2 separate regions of the Homo sapiens genome follow, and region 1 is linked to region 2. A link is an interaction called in ENCODE POLR2A ChIA-PET data of the cell type or tissue named here. Cell type or tissue: Panc1. All regions are shown on one strand.

Region 1 (2,500 bases), 180 kb before region 2:
GCAGGAAAATGTGACCCATAACCAGGAAGAAAATCAATAGATAAAAATTAAGAAATGACAGAGATGATGAAATTAGCACACAAAAACTTTAAAACAGCTATTATGAATAAGTTTATGTAGTCAAAGAAAAATAAATGTAATGAGAAAGAAATGGAAGATATGAAAAAGAACCAAATGGGATTTCAAGAGATGAAATGAAAATTTCACTGGATGAGACTAACAGCAGTGTATTTGACACTACAGAAGAAAATAACAGTGAATTTGAGGACATAGCAATATGAACTTATCTAAACCAAAGAAAAGAAAGAAAGAAAATTTGAGGCGGGAGTAGGGGGAGACAGCATAGCCTTAATGACCTGTGGGACAATATCAAGCAGTCCAGTACCCATGAAACTGGTGTGCCACAAAGAGAAGAGAGAGGAAGAAATAGAAAAAAGCTTCAAAATTTTATAGTGAATTTCCCCCTAAATTTGATGAGAAATATAAATCTATAGAGCCAAATGTCTTACACAAAGATGTTATTAATATATGACCAAATTTCTGAAAAACGGCTCCAAAGAAAACATCTTTAAAGCATCCAGAGACAAAAGAAACATTTTGTACAAAGGAGAAAAGATAAAACTTAATGCAGACTTCTCATCAGAAACAATGCAGTTCAGACGACAATGGAATGTATTTTAAAGTACGGAAAGGAAAAAAGCCAACCCAGAATTCTAAGTCCAGCAAAAATATAATTTAAAATGTTGCCAATAATAATTGTGAATGCCATTATCCTGAATGTCGAAATCCCAAAGATTAAAACCCGGCCTGGCATGGTGGCTCATGCCTGTAATCCCAGCACTTTGGGAGGCCAAGTCAGGCAGATCACTTGTGATCAGGAGTTCAAGACCACCCTGGCCAACATGGTAAAACCTCATCTCTATTAAAAAAAAAAATAAAAAATAAATAAAAATAAAATAAAAAAAATAAAAAAGCTTGGCATGGTGGCACTTGCTACTCCAGCCACTCCAGAGGCTGAGGCAGGATCACCCCTTGAACCCAGGAGGCAGAGGTTGCAGTGAGCTGAAATCGCACCACTGCACTCCAGCCTGGGTGACAGAGTAAGACTTTGTCTCAAAAAAAAAAAAAATTAAAAAAAAATAAAAAAGATTAAAATCCCTAATGTCTAAAATCCTGAAAAATCACAATCCTAAAAGATTAAAATCTCAAACTGAAATTCTGAAAGCCAAATTCTGGAGAAGGGATTAGTGCATCTTCAGTTGTACACAAGATAGTTGCATCATATTGGTTGCAGCATGTTAGGCAGAACTATTACCTTGTTATTGTCTTTATTTGGAAATTAAGTCTGGTGTAAAGAGATGCGTATATGTGCCAAATTGACAAGGGGACTTGTGCACTTAATTTTAGGTGTCAATTCAACTGGATTAAGGAATACCTAGAAACCTGGTAAAGCATGATTTCAGGTGGGTCTGTGAGGGTGTTTCCAGAGGAGATTGCTATGTGAGTCTGAGTGGACTAGGTGGGGAAGATCCGCCGTCGTTGTTGGTATGCACAATTCAGTCATCCAGGGATCCAGAGAGAACAGATACAGAAGGTGAATGAGTCTCTTCTGAGAGCTAGGACAGGCTTTTTTTCTACCACTTTGGACATAAGAGATCCAGACTTGACAGCCTCTAGACTCCAGGCCTTCCATCAGCAGCCCCCGCCTGGGTCCCAAGGCTTTCAGCCTTGGACTGAGAGTTACACCATTGGCTTCCCTGTCTCTGAGGCCTTCAGACTTGGACTGAACCACACTTCCCATATTCCAGTCTCCAGCTGGCAGATAGCCTGTTGTAGGACTTCTCAGCCACTATAATCACATGAGCCAATTCCCCTAATAAATTCCTCTCATATACCTATATACATATCCTATTGCTTCTGTCTCTCTGGAGAACACTGCCTAATACAGATTTGGTATTGGGGAAGCCAAATATCATTCCTTCTTACTGCATTCCTTACAGCACAATGGAAAAGAGCTGTGAAATTGTTTCCTTACAAAAAAAAAAAAAAAAGTGAAAAGTTGAAAGTGTACAAGGCTACTTAACAGTGAAAGGTACAAATTTAAAAGCTAATTTTAGGCCAGGAATGGTGGATCACACCTGCAATCCCAGGATTTTGGGAGGCTGAGACAGGAGGATCACCTGAACCCAGGAGTTTGAGACCAGCCTGGGAAACATGGCAGAGATCTCATCTCTACAAAAAATTTTAAAAATTAGCTGGGCCTGGTGGCGTAAGCCTGTAGTCCCAGTTGCTACTTGGGAGGCTAAGGTGGCAGGATCACTTGAGCCCAGGAGGTTGAGGCTGTAGTAAGCTGAGACTGTACCACTGCACTCCAGTCCTGGGTAATAGAGTGAGACCCTATCTCAAAAAAAAAAAAAAGAAAAAAAAAAAAGTTAACTATGGCCGGATGCAGTGGCTCACACCTGTAATCGCAACACTTTGGGAGGCTGAGGCGGGTGGA
Region 2 (2,500 bases):
TCAAGTGATCCGCCTGCCTCAGCCTCCAGGAGTACTGGAGTTACAGGCGTGAGCCACCATGCCCCGCTTAGATTTTTTATTTGTAACTCTGGAGAAGGGTTAAACCCTTACCTAAGAGGTTATTGTGAGCATCACTTGAAAATATTTTCTAAGTGCATACTTTTTTTTTTCTTGAGGTGGAGTCTTGCTCTGTTGCCCAGGCTAGAGTGCAATGGCACGATCTCAGCTCACCGCAACCTCCACCTCCCGGGTTCAAGCAATTCTCCTGCCTCCGCCTCCCGAGTAGCTGGGTTTACAGGCATGCGCCACCACGCCTGGCTAATTTTGTATTTTTAGTAGAGATGGGGTTTCTCCATGTTAGTCAGGCTGGTCTTGAACTCTCGACCTCAGATGATCCTCCCGCCTCAGGCTCCCAAAGTGTTGGGATTACAGGTGTGAGCCACTGTGCTTGGCCTGCATACTTTCTACTCTTTATAATATTTCATCTAATTTAATGATCATGGCTACACTACGAGCTAGGCATTATTAGTAACTCTATTTTGTATTTGCGGAAACAGACTTAGCACTCTGTGAACATTTTGAGGTATATCTTTCCAGTCTTTTTTCCCTATAGGATTATATATGCTTTTAAAATGTAAGTTCATACAGTCATGTTTTATAATCTGCTTTTTAAAAAAGTATTTCATGAGTCATTTTTCAATACACCTCTATGTCACTGTAAGTAACTTCATAGCATTTCATTGTAACGTTCTATCCTAATTTTGTGAAGTCCCGTCATTGGACCTGTATGCTAAATCTTTTTTTTTTTTGCCATTATAAATAATACTGAAATGGATATCCTTGAAGCTAAATTTTGTATACATCACTTTTTTTTTTTTTTTGGTGGAGATGGGGTCTATGTTGCAAGGGCTGGTCCTGAACTCCTGGGCTCAAGCAATCCTCCCACCTTACCCTCCCAAAGTGCTGGGATTACAGGTGTGAGTCACCACCCCCAGCTTTTTTTTTTTTTTTTCGAAGATAAATTCCTAGAAAGTAGAATTACTGAATCATAGAGTATACATTTTTTGGAGACTTTGATACAGAAGCCAAATTGCCTGTGTTTTTTGTTTTTTTTTTTTCCGTTAAAAAATTGTGTTGGCCGGGCGCGGTGGCTCATGCCTATAATCCCAGTACTTTGGGAGGCTGAGGCGGGTGGATCACCTGAGGTCAGGAGTTCAAGACCAGCCTGGCCAACATGGCGAAACCCCATCTCTACTAAAAATATAAAAATTAGCCAGGCGTGGTGGCGCGTGCCTGTAATTCCAGCTACTCAGGAGGCTGAGACAGGAGAATTGCTTGAACCCAGGAGGTGGAGGTTGCCGTGAGCTGAGATTGTGCCACTGCACTCCAGCCTGGGTGACAGAGCAAGATTCCGTCTCAAAAAAAAAATGTGTTAAATATACATACCATAGAATTGACCATCTTAACCACTTTTAAGCGTACAGTTCGGTACTAAGACACTGTTGTGCAACCAATCTCCTGAACTCTTTTAACATTTGCATTATTGTGCAACCAGTCTCCAGAATTCTTTTACCTTGCGAAACCAAAATTCTATGCCCGTGAAACAGCAACGCCCCATTCCCTCCTCCCCTAACCCCTGGCAACCACTCTTCTATTTTCTGTTTTTATGAATTTGATTACGCAAGTACCTCATGTAAGAGGAATCATACAGTATTTGCCTTTTTGTGTCTGGCTCATTTCACTTAGTAAAATGTCCTCAAGGCTTATCCATATTGTAGCATGTGTCAGAATTTCCTTCCTTCTGAAGGCTGAATAATATTGTATTGTATGTATGTATATGTGGCATTTTGTTTATGTGTTCATCTGTCAATGGACACTTGGGTTGCTTCTACATTTTAACTATTGTGAATAATGCTGCTATAAATGCTAGTGTACTAATACCTCTTTGAGACCCTGCTTTCTATTCTTTTGGGTATATACCTGGAAGTGGAATTGCTGGATCATATGGTAATATCTATTTTTAAATGTTCTAATTTTAACAGAGTGATCTGTGAGGGTTCTTTCCTACCTGGCCTTTCGGTTTCCCCCCGAGAGCTGAATGAATTGCATTTTTTCGCTTCTTCCCGTGGCTGCAGGGTACCCAAGTCTGGGATTCATCTTCCGTGGGTGCTGCAGCTGTCCTCGTGCCCTTTGACAGGCTGGGTAGGTGGGAGGGAAGGGGTTCTGTTGCTGAGGATGTTTTCTGTTTTCTACCTCTGCATCCAGGGCCCAAGGCTCCAGGGTTCCAAGGGTGGGGCTTCTTGGAAGGGCGGCTGCCTTGGATGTGATGAGTCATTCAGACTGAAGGAGTTGGGACCAGCCTGGTGTTGGGCCTGAGGCTGTGCCAGGATCAGCTTGGCTCCAAATCGAAAGTTCTGAGTTAATGAAAAAGCAAGTCCTCCTCTTGCAAGGGACCTTTCCTAGAGCTGGGTATTGGCACAGAAAGGCCCTTGCCGGTGGG

Evidence for each region. ChIA-PET counts read pairs that join two places held together with the same protein. Peaks named below come from ENCODE experiments on the same cell type or tissue, not always from the same donor. Only the 100,000 strongest peaks of a DNase experiment are listed, where the experiment ranks them.
Region 1: POLR2A ChIA-PET joins it to region 2 with 12 read pairs; 2 of 35 experiments call an interaction of 5 or more read pairs at or near these places.

What each region holds. Positions count from the first base shown.
Region 1 is chr2:46,785,787-46,788,286 of GRCh38, forward strand. No RefSeq gene overlaps it. Among named protein-coding and RNA genes, the nearest start is that of LINC01118, 30 kb to the right of the region's middle. In Panc1, no CTCF peak of the experiment used is centred here; no DNase peak of the experiment used is centred here.
Region 2 is chr2:46,965,795-46,968,294 of GRCh38, forward strand. All of the region lies in intron 3 of TTC7A (tetratricopeptide repeat domain 7A), which reads left to right. Among named protein-coding and RNA genes, the nearest start is that of TTC7A, 26 kb to the left of the region's middle. RefSeq lists an enhancer at 2,156-2,450. In Panc1, no CTCF peak of the experiment used is centred here; no DNase peak of the experiment used is centred here; H3K4me3 peaks cover 396 bases; H3K27ac peaks cover 480 bases.